Regions from separate parts of the Homo sapiens genome. Here all the other regions are linked to region 3. A link is a contact called in ENCODE Hi-C data. All regions are on one chromosome and are shown on one strand. The core of a region is the stretch at or near the end of the contact, and the rest is flanking DNA. Distances in the headings are between cores, read along the strand shown. Region 1 holds the start of PWWP2A (PWWP domain containing 2A). Region 2 holds the start of MIR3142HG (MIR3142 host gene). Region 3 holds the start of CLINT1 (clathrin interactor 1).

The links. A loop is a pair of places that touch in the nucleus more often than their neighbours do. Pooled maps may share reads with other maps.
Region 1: a map of B cell shows a loop between it and region 3 (23-fold over the local background). The contact joins the promoter of PWWP2A here to the promoter of CLINT1 in region 3. A Hi-C loop is called at or near these places in 5 of 168 maps with a recorded cell type or tissue (B cell, CD4-positive, alpha-beta T cell, CD8-positive, alpha-beta T cell and 1 more) and 12 of 50 pooled maps.
Region 2: a map of GM12878 shows a loop between it and region 3 (3-fold over the local background). The contact joins the promoter of MIR3142HG here to the promoter of CLINT1 in region 3. A Hi-C loop is called at or near these places in 1 of 168 maps with a recorded cell type or tissue (GM12878), 6 of 37 single-sample maps with no recorded cell type and 7 of 50 pooled maps.

The regions. Positions count from the first base shown.
Region 1 is chr5:160,118,011-160,121,598 of GRCh38, forward strand. PWWP2A (PWWP domain containing 2A) reads right to left here and starts at 1,440. Exons shown (of 2, transcript NM_001130864.2): 1 at 795-1,440. The coding sequence starts at 1,378. RefSeq lists silencers at 436-855, 976-1,155, 1,256-1,355, 1,516-1,565 and an enhancer at 992-1,491.
Region 2 is chr5:160,466,846-160,470,510 of GRCh38, forward strand. MIR3142HG (MIR3142 host gene) reads left to right here and starts at 1,406. Exons shown (of 2, transcript NR_132748.1): 1 at 1,406-1,595. RefSeq lists enhancers at 350-986, 987-1,623, 1,091-1,320, 1,351-1,510.
Region 3 is chr5:157,857,289-157,860,510 of GRCh38, forward strand. CLINT1 (clathrin interactor 1) reads right to left here and starts at 1,857. Exons shown (of 12, transcript NM_014666.4): 1 at 1,642-1,857. The coding sequence starts at 1,682. RefSeq lists enhancers at 1,487-2,068, 1,906-2,145.

The DNA.
Region 1 (3,588 bases), core at 190-2,689, 2.3 Mb after region 3:
AAATCAAAAAATGAAAATGTGGTTAAGCCAAATTTGTAGATGAACTCAACCTTCTTGTCCTTAATACATAAACTGAATCCCAGGTGTTAGAAGTTACTTGAACATTTTTATGCTACACCACCTTGACATTAAAGGATTTTTTAAAAATCTCCAATCTCTTCTTTAAACTTTTCTTAAACTATCATTAAAATTAGCAAAATATGCTTCTCTGTTGAATGGTTAACCTAACGGGAATGACTTCTAACCGTAAGAATTACAGTTAAAAGGTTCATTTTAACAAATGCTCTTCCCCCTGTAAGGAGTGACAGGTAACCTTTTGGGAACCCCAATGTACACACCCCTTTCTCCAATCCCGCTAAAGTTAAACGTTAGAGGACAGACAAGTGCCTCCTCGCAAGCAATGCCCCCCGCCCCCCCGTCCCCCCGTCCAACACTCCGTTCTCTGCAAAAATCCATCTGCATCTTGCATTAACCCACCCGCCCAGTGACGGTGACTCCAGGCCAAGTCGCAGAAGAAGACCAGGCGTGAGGGGTGAGACCTGTGAGCCCATCTGCACCTGCACCCTCCCACCTGGTGGCACACCTGCCCCGCAGGCGCCCACCTGGGGCCGGGACCGCCCTCTCCCGGTCTCGCGCGCCTGCCCCACTCGGAGCGCGCGCCACGCGCCGCGCAGGACCAGAGGGCGGGGCCCCGGGCAGCGGGGAAGCGAGGGCTCGGGGAGAGGGGGCCGCCCGGGCTCACTCCCTCCCTGGGGACCCAGCGGACCGGAGGGTGCTGGGGGCGGGCGCGGTACCTTTTGGACAGATCCATGAGGACCCCGGAGAAGAGCTTCTCCCCGAAGCGGAACGACACGACAAGCGCGTCCTCAATGATGTGGTCCAGCGTGACCCGCACCTCCGAGCCCGGGATCAGTTGCGACACCGTGGAGTCCCCGCCCGCCGGCGGCACGAGCGCCGGGGCTACGGGCTGAGGCAGCGGCGGCTCCTCGCGCTCCTCGGGAGCCGGGGGCTGCTCCGGCGGCGATGCAGGAGAAGGTGGAAGTTCCGGCCCTCCCTGAGGCGCGGCTGCCGCCGACTCCGCCACCCGAACGGACAGTTTCTCCTCAGCCTCCAGCTCCGGCCCCACCGCCTCTGGGCTGCGGGCGAGCTCCCCCGGCGGCGGCGGTGGCGGCGGGAGCGGCGGCTCGTCGGCCTGAGGAGCGGATTGCTGCCCGTCAGTCTCGCCATCCGGCACAGACGCTTCAGTGGCCGTGACCGGGAGGGGGTCAGTGCCGGCCTCACTGCCGGGGATGGGCTCCATCTCCGGCTCGGCCTCGCCGGCGCCCCCCTCCCCGGGGGACGCTGCAGTCGCTGCCGCCTCTGCAGCCACGGCCGCCATTTTCTTCCTAGCTTCTCCCTCCTCCAACTCCGGCTGCAGCGGCGGCGGCGACAGCGCTGCTTGGTTCCCTGGGCCTTCCCCTCCCTCCCGCGAACACTTTCGTCCCGCCCTTTCCCTGATGCTCGTTTCTGGCACCTCGCCATTGGTTGCATTCTACACCCCTCCCGCACTTTTGATATTCCATTGGCCAGGGATGGACGTCTATCATCTAGTCAGTCCATCCTTCCCACGCAGAGTAGGAACTTCTCATTGGCCAGATGTGTTGTCAAGTGTGGAATCTGAGTGGAGGAATAGGGGGCGGAATCAAAGGGGGCGGGGGAAGTCACAAAAGAGGAGCCATATACTCATCGCCTCTTGCTATTGGCTGGAAGAGGAAATAAAGTTTTATGGTTGGCCTACGCTCCTGCCCATTATCAGCCAGGTCTTTGGAGGTGGGAGAAAGGATGGAATCATGTGGCGTGCCACTTCTTTCAAAGGCGGCCGAGGGGAGGAGTAACAAGGGAATGCGGGAGGGGAACCGCTTCCCAAGAATCTCTGCGCAGAGATCCTTAGAATAAATGTTATTTCTAGGCGCGGACTTCTTGCGGCCGCGTGTGGGCACGACAGGCTTCTTTGGGAAAGACAACTAAAGTTTGAAATACAATCCTACAGACACTTTTTGAGTGCCTACTATGCTAGTCACTGCACTAGGTGCTGGGGAATGGAATGTTCAAGACGTTCTCCATAACCTCATAGCAGCGGGCTCCAGCGGCCATGAGGAGTACGAGGAGTATTTTCCTTGACTTCTAGGAGTATGATGAGTATTTTCCTTGACTTCTCTCCACTTCCTAGGAACAAAGCACCTATTTATTAATATTTCAGAAATAGGAAAATGCTCATGAAAGAAGAGAGACACCATCCTCACTGGATTAAACTGATGACTGTTCCAGGAAGGAGTCTTGAGACATTGCTGGACTGATATGTGAACACTGCTTGTTCTCTCCAAATCCACTTGCAAAGTGGACGCACCTGGTCCCTGCTAAAGCCTTTTTCTTTCCTGGCTTCTCCAATGCCACGAGAACAAAAGATCTCTCACTTCAGTGTCCTGACGCCCCTACTTCTCTTACTTCCACATCAAGTCTTTTCGTTTGTCATCTCTGGAAGAATCTACTGAACCTATTTCTCTCAAATGGCACCACAGAGTCAGCCTTTTTTCTGGGAGAATGCCTGCAGGAGAGAGGGTAGAAAAACTGCTAGCAATGAAAGTAAAAAAAATAAAGTCCTGAAGAATAATTACAGCTAGTGTCTTTTGAGTACCATGTACCAGGCACTAATACAAACACTATAGCATATCATCTCAATCCTTAAAATTTTGAGGCACAAAGAGGGTGCCCAAGGTTACTCGGCTGGTAAATTGCATAGTCAGAATTTCAGTTTTACATGGAAAAGACTGAAAATAGCAATAAACAAATATCACCATATGCTCTGCCTATTTCAAACCAAGTGGCTCGTGGGGAAAGGCCAGTAGAAGATCCCAATCAGGGAAGTTTCAGAATATCATTTAAAAATACAGAAAGAAACAAATGTACTTAGTGTTCATTTTGTACCAGAGATTTTCCCAAAACTCTCACTTAAAATCCTGTGACTTAAATCTTCTCCCTTTTTTACAGATGAGGAAGCCAAGCCTTAGCCATGTTAAACATCCTAAGCGGGCCAAGCGCGGTGGCTCAAGCCTGTAATCCCAGCACTTTGGGAGGCCGAGGCAGGCGGACCACCTGAGGTCAGGAGTTTGAGAACAACCTGACCAACATGGTGAAACCCCATCTCTACTAAAAATACAAAATTAGCTGAGCATGGTGGCGCATGCCTGTAATCCCAGCTACTTGGAAACCTGAGGCAAGAGAATTGCTTGAACTCAGGAGGCGGAGGTTGCAGTGAGCCGAGATGTGCCCACTGCACTCCACTCTGGGCAACAAGAGTGAAACTCCGTATCAAAAAAATAAAAATAAAAAGATAATAAGATCTTAAGGGTCATACAGCTAGCTAGCAGCAGATCCTATCTAACCTGGGTCCTTCCAAGTACATGACTTTCACTCAATCATTCATTCATCAAAGAGTTATCTCCTTCAGGCTAGATACTTGCAGTAAGCAGATACAGATTCTGCCTTATAGGGTTTTCACCATAATATTTTGTCTACAGTTCACCATAATCAACTAATTAAACACAACAT
Region 2 (3,665 bases), core at 156-2,655, 2.6 Mb after region 3:
CGACTCTCTTGGAACCTCGGTTTCCTCATTTCTAATCTAAGAATAGTATCTGCTTTTTAGGGTTCTTAGGAGTATTAAATAAGAACATGTTTTTATGAACAGTGTCTGGTGTATAACAATTGCTCAATAAATATTTGCTTTTAAAAACGTTATCTATAGTAGACGTTCAAACAAACCTTTTGGGAGCTCAGCAAGATAAGCAACAAAAACCTTCAGGGGAGGTCAGGAAAGTGACTACATCTGCCTGGAAGCAAAATCCTTTGAGCTGGTCTTTTTCGGTCCATGAGCACGTGACCAAGGAAAGGAAGCTATATTTTCTCGACTGGGAATTTGAATTTGCAGTTGCACATTCCAAAGGCCTTGTACGTTCTTTCCAGTTTGGGAAAAGGAGCAGCTAAGGGCACCCATGGAAACACTTACTAATTGTGTGACCTTAGGCAAGTCCCCCTAACCTCACCAAAGATAAAATTCCCTTATGAGTAAAAGGGGATCACAAAATGGAGATAATAATTCGGGCTACCTGCTATGGATGATTGCTGTGGGATTAGGGAAGATGATGCACGTGATACATTTAGCAGAGTGCCTGGTGCCTAGTAGGTGCCCATTAAAATTTAGCTATGACTGTTCTCTTTAGCTGACACACAAGACTGCCTTGAATGTTCACATTTCCAGAGAAAGGTGCTCAGGAAGATTTCTCAGTGTTCCGCCTGCCAGGTCAGTTTACAGTTCAAAGAATCCCTTTGTTCAAAGGGTGAGCAAATCCAGGCCTCGTGTATCTGCAGCAATGAAACAAGGGAGCTTTCTGCCTGATCTTCTCCCCAAAGGCAGTCTCTCTTTTTAAATGCCTGCACACATGTTATTTATTTATTTTTGGTTAACGTTTAAATTGAGGTTTTGGCTGAAACTCAGCCTGCGCGCACTTGAAAAGCCAACAGGCTCATTGGGCAGCCGATAAAGCTCTCGGGATTTCCCCGCGGGGCTGCGGAGAGTACAGACAGGAAGCCTGGGGACCCAGCGCCTGACCAGAACTTCCTCGGGGGAGGCTGCAGGGGAGCAGGCGCATCCTGCACAGAACGCTCTAGAGCGCGCAGGCCAAAGCACCAGGCTGCTCCTGACACGTGCTGCAAGAGGGTCCCCGACCCGGGGGTCCAGACCCTGCACGCATGATGGGGAAGGTGGAGGCTTCCCCCTCAGCTCCGCGGAGAGAAGCTGACACTGCCAGGCTGGAACCTTCCATTCCGGCCCAGCCTCTTCCTCCCTCGCTGTGCCGAGGAGGGATCTAGAAGGGACTTTCCAGAGAGGGTTAGCGTGCAGGGTGTGGAAATGGAATAAAAGCATATGCAAATAGGCCTTAGCTGCCTTCCTCTACCCCAGCAAATAAGAGTCTCTCCAGAAAGATGCTCTTTCTCCAAGACGCTTGACCGCTCTTCCTTTCCTGGATGGCACCAGCAGGGCCGATTGGAGTGGTAAACCCTGGGCCGGAAGGCATGCCAAAGGGTGGACAGGATGGACAGGAGACAGTAGCACAACGAGGAGGGGGAGAACAGCGGCTGAATTGGAAATGATAAAATAAAATGAAATTTTAGGAGCTCGCTGTGAGTATGAGCTGGGAAAAAATAATCATTGCAAGCTGATTTATTATGTACTTATCTTCTGTTTGAGAGGCAGCAGGCTTTTGTACAGTGGATTATTGCAGAGTAAATGGCACATTAAAGATATAATCAAGATGTTTAAGGCATATTGAAATGACATTAGAATCAAGTAGGTGAGACTTTTGTCATGGTCTAGAAATATAAAAATGTCAGTGACTTGGAGATATTTCCAGTGCTTTAGTAAAGATGTGGCTCCATTTTCAAAAGGGACATATTTTTAACCTTTTGTTATTTTCAGGGTGGGGGGGGATAGAGTGGGGTCAGGAAGTGGTTTAGAATCTCTATGGATGATAAAATAATATGCTTTAAACCTGGAGTTGTAGACTGTGGTCTCTATTTAGCAAGTCATAAACTTTCTTGCAGTGACAATAGCATGAAAATATTGGACAGTAAATATGGTGCTCTTAGGAGGTTTCAGGGTTGGAAGACTATGGCTATTACTTTTTGTTTATTGTGTTCCTATTCTCAATTTCAATCTTGTCTTTGGATAGTAAGAATTTTTTTTAAATTTTCTATTTTTTTAAAAAGAATCTTTTACATACTGAACCTGACTTGTATACTAATTGGCAAACAGTGTCACTTTTCTTTCTTGATGCCTCAATGGGTTTAATTATTGTATTACGGTATTTTCTTGTCATTTGAGACCTTCACATTCAGTGTCCTTTCTTTCTTTTTTTTCTTTTTCTTTTTGAGATGGAGTCTTGCTCCCGGCCTGTCGCCCGGGCTGGAGGGCAGTGGTAAGATCTCGGCTCACTGCAACCTCCGCCTCCTGGGTCCAAGCAATTCTTGTGCCTCAGCCTCGAGAGTAGCTGGGATTACAGATGCGCGCCACAATGCCTGGCTAATTTTTGTATTTTTAGTAGAGACAGGGTTTCGCCACGTTGGCCAGGCTGGTCTTGAACTCCTGACCTCAGGTGATCCGCCCGCTTCGGCCTCCCAAAGTGCAGTGTCCTTTATTTTATTTGTGTGCCCTGGTTCTGCTTTGATTTTGCCCCAAACCCTTCTGAGTGTAGCGCTTTACTGACACTTTATCCCCGTTATTAACAATGGGTTTTTGGACAGAACTGGCTTCTCTTTATTTGTTGTTTTTAAAATCATACTGCTGTCCTTATGCATGGTACTCCTTGGAACAGATAAGCAGCCATACAAGAAGCTCTTTGAGAGAGAGAAGGTGGACTCTGGGGGTCGTGCCGGTTGTTTGGAGTTGTTGGACTGTTAGCTTGTGGAGTGGGTGATGTTTCATCTTCAGGATTCTGTGAGGCCAGGCCTGGGATGCGGGGAGGAGCTGACTGGATGGCTCCTGGTGATGCATTCCTGGGCCCTCTTCTCATCTCTGAATTCCTAGAGTCCCACTTTCTCCAAAGGCCCTGCGGGAATCAGACGCATGCACTTCTTCAGTTCTGTGTAGTTTTAGGTTCTCAGTGGAGGCCTTTGGGCTCAACTTGTAGTAAATATTTGTTTTCTGTGGCTGTCAGCAATCTATAGTCTTGGGTGTGGTCCCTAAAAGCCAGCTTTTGGGCAATTTTTGAACTGCAATGGGGATTCCTCCTTCTGGTTGTTCTACAATCTGGCAAACATTTCTTATTTTGTTCTGGGCTTTAGTCTTATTTAATAACAAGAGAAAATCTTCTATTTTTAACAATAACATGAATTATTTTTATGACTTACACTTTGTAAAGCATTTTTGTCATTTCATGTAATTCTTTCATAAAATTTGTAAGGTTGGTAGAAACAGTAGAATTAGCACATAATGGGAACTTATTAAATATTTGTTAAATGAATGAATTAAATCCATTTGACTGCTAAGGAAATTGAAACTCAAAGAGATCAAGTGATTGATTTAAGGCTCCACTTTCCAGTAGGGACTCACATCTGATTTTTCCCATTCCAGACTGACTCTGATATAATATCTTACATACTATTTGTTACTCTTTCTCCAAGATCTTAGAAAGGTCTTTTGATTCTCTAAGAAAAGATAATAGGACAATGCAAATGCATGGATACACCATCAAA
Region 3 (3,222 bases), core at 607-3,106:
ATATCCTAATCTTTACACAATATACTAAAAAAATGCCAATGAACCTAGATCTGGAAAAGATCTAGTTTATTTCATCTTCGGTAAGCAAAAGCAAAGAATATATAAATAGCTAAATAGTCCGAAATAAATAGCTGAAGCCTTAATAGCCAAATGAGTTGTTATAAAGGAAAATTATTAAAGCAAATCACTTTTCAAACTTGAAGCTTCTTTCTTAAAGAGGTTTATTTCACTCTAAATGCAAAACATTTGCTAGTTTCAAAAGTACACTAATATAAACATATTCTGTTAAGGGCTTTATATGCAATACAATCCCTTAACCCTTAAGCCTCACAACAACATTCTAAGGTAGGTATCGTTGCATTTTCATTTTGTACCAGAGAAAACTAGGGCACTGTGAGGATAAGTAACTTCCCCAAGGTTATAAAGCTTGAACCCAGCTTTGCAGGTTCTGAAACCTGTGCTCCTTAGGCACTCTATTGCCTTCTTGGTAGCACAGAAAATATAAAAATATGGTCAAGCTCTAAGTTCTATCTGATGTATCAGACAAGGCACTGGAAATTACTTTGTTTCCTGGTGTCAAGAAAACAGTTTGCTATCTATACTTCCTGATTTTAGGTTAGGTGGGTGGCACAAATCAACTGTTTTTCTCACCACACTTATTGCATAATCATTAAAGCCCCAAAGGAAGAGGACTGCTTAAATTCTTAAACTTTATTTCCTGCTGGCCTAGAAGACCTTACTTAACCACTGTTATACCTGATATACTCATTTTAAAAGTTAAGGTTTTCCTTGTGCAAGTAAGAGACTAAAGTTATTTCAGTCTTAAAGGAAATCAACTACGTACTGGTCGTTTTACCTGCTTTTAAAAGCAGATCAACAGGATATAAACCTGGGTTGTTTTTTTCCTTAAGAGGACATTTCTTAATGACCTCTTAATTTAATCGAATGGAACAAGTAGCACACCAAAAATGATGTGTAGTGGAAAAAGAAACAGAAGAAAAAATCGCAAGAAGTCATATAGTGATCTACTTTCACTAGTGTTAGAAAAGCAAAGGATGAGTGTCTTCTTGAGTAACTTCAGGCTGACCACAATAGCCACTTGTTACACTACTACCACCCACTCCAACACTTCAGGTTCATTAGGAATTAAGAGGAGGCAAGGAAGATAAAAGACACACCCCAACCAGGTCTAAGGTCTCTCCGTACTACACCTTGAGGGACACAGGGAACCAGTGCATTGTGCCCCCCACCCCCAAACCTTCCCTGCTCCCCAGGAGGCAAAGCCCACGGCCTGGGGCCAAGACAGTCCTCCGGCCAGGGCAGTGACCCAGCGCCAAACAACCCGCCCCTTATGACCAAAGCGTCGGCACCCAGGGGTTGGAATAGGGGAAGGGACGGGAAGGCCTGGAAAGGAGAGAAGGGTGGCCAAGAGGATGTTTTTTTTTAAAACGAGGGAGGGTCCCTCCCCAGCCTCGCCAGCGGGGATGAGGCCCGGGGCCGGGAAGGAGCGGGCCGCCGCCATGATGGGGCTGGCAGAGCCAGGGGGCGTGACGTGGGCAACCCCTAGCCCAAGGCCAGCTCCTTCTCCCCCTCCCCCCTCCCCCACGTGGGCCTCGGCCACAACTGCCCCCCGATACTCACGCTTTGTCCACCAGCTCGCGCACCTTCCACATGTTCAACATCGTGCCCCGCGCGGGACGGTCCGCCGCCTCCCTCTCCTGCTCCCCACGGACCCCGGAACACTTCCGTACCGGGGCAGTTCCAGGCCGGGGTCACCGCCGCCCGCCGCCTCGAACTCCCCCAGTCAGCTCCTTCCTTTGCCACAGCAGCGGCGCCGCCGGTGACACGTCGAGACGCGGCAGCACAGGCGCTGCGTGGAGCGGAAGTGTCCGACTTTCCGCCGCTGCGCGCGGGGCACGCCGGGACTTGTAGTTTTCCCTGAGTGCCGAGCTCGGCCGGTTGAGTTGGGAGAGCTGAGAGGTTGAGTTGGGAGAGCTGAGAGGAGTTGGGATGGTTTCTCTTAAGCTTTCCCAGTCCCCGGCCCCAGACCTACCGAGCCAGAAATTTTGGAGGTGGGGCCCAGCGATCTGTGCTTTTACAAATCCTCTAGGTGATTCTGATCACGCTCAAGTTTCAGAACCACTGGTGCAGGGTCTAGTCACACTCAAACACTTTTCAAATGTAAGGCAGTATTACTATGTTATTAGTAATGATTATACAGAAGTATGATTGGCATACGCATTCCTCATCGACAGACACATCGCTGTATTTATTTCCCAATGCCCAAGTACACTTAGATCTCTAGGCCTTAGTTTCCACCCCTGTAAAATTGAAGAACTTGTATTCTAAATCCTTTTCCGCTCTAATTCTATGATACAATGTTTTATATTTAGACAACTACCTGAAATCCTTGTTAAATGCTTTACTATAAACCTCAGAAACTCAGTTCACACTCCACGGGAAACTAAAAAGCCAACATTATATATACACGCACACATACACATACATATGACAGGTTTGTGTTTTTTAAGGATAAATATGCACATTGCTTCCATTGCTTTGTTGCAATGGTTGTCATCACTTCCTTCTCTACTTACTCATTTTTATCAATGCTCATGTTAAAGCTACAAGCAACCTTAAGTTTCATTTGATCCATCTGCTGAAATTTTACAGTTCTTTTCATTCTACAAATATTTATTGAGCATCTTGTATGTTCCAGAAGTGGGGAATATAGTTAAAGACCCAGCTCTCTTGGAATTCAAACGTAATTGGAAGAAACATATAATAATCAAGGAAACATTTAAGATAATTGCATATAGTGTAATTGCTTAGCGGGTTCTTTCTGCCCACTTTACAGATAAAGTCAATTCACTGCGACCAAGTCATTGCAGTGAAGAGTTTGACATGAGGCTGGCCATGCCACTTGAGAGACAGAGTTATTACTCAAATCAATCTTCCTGAACATTTGGAAGCTAGAGTTTTTCAAAGATAGTTTGGTGAGCAGAGGGTTAGGGCATGGGTGCTGCTGATTGGTTAGGGATGCAATCAGAGGAGTATGGAAAATGGTTCTCCTTTGCTGAATCGGCTTCTTGATGGAGGGCCAGCAGAGGAGTGGCTGGTCTGGGTGGGGTCATCCGTTTGTCAGAAATGCAAAAGCCTGAAAAGACGTCTTAAAAGGCCAATCTTAGGTTCTACAATAGTTCATTACAGGCCAGGCACAGT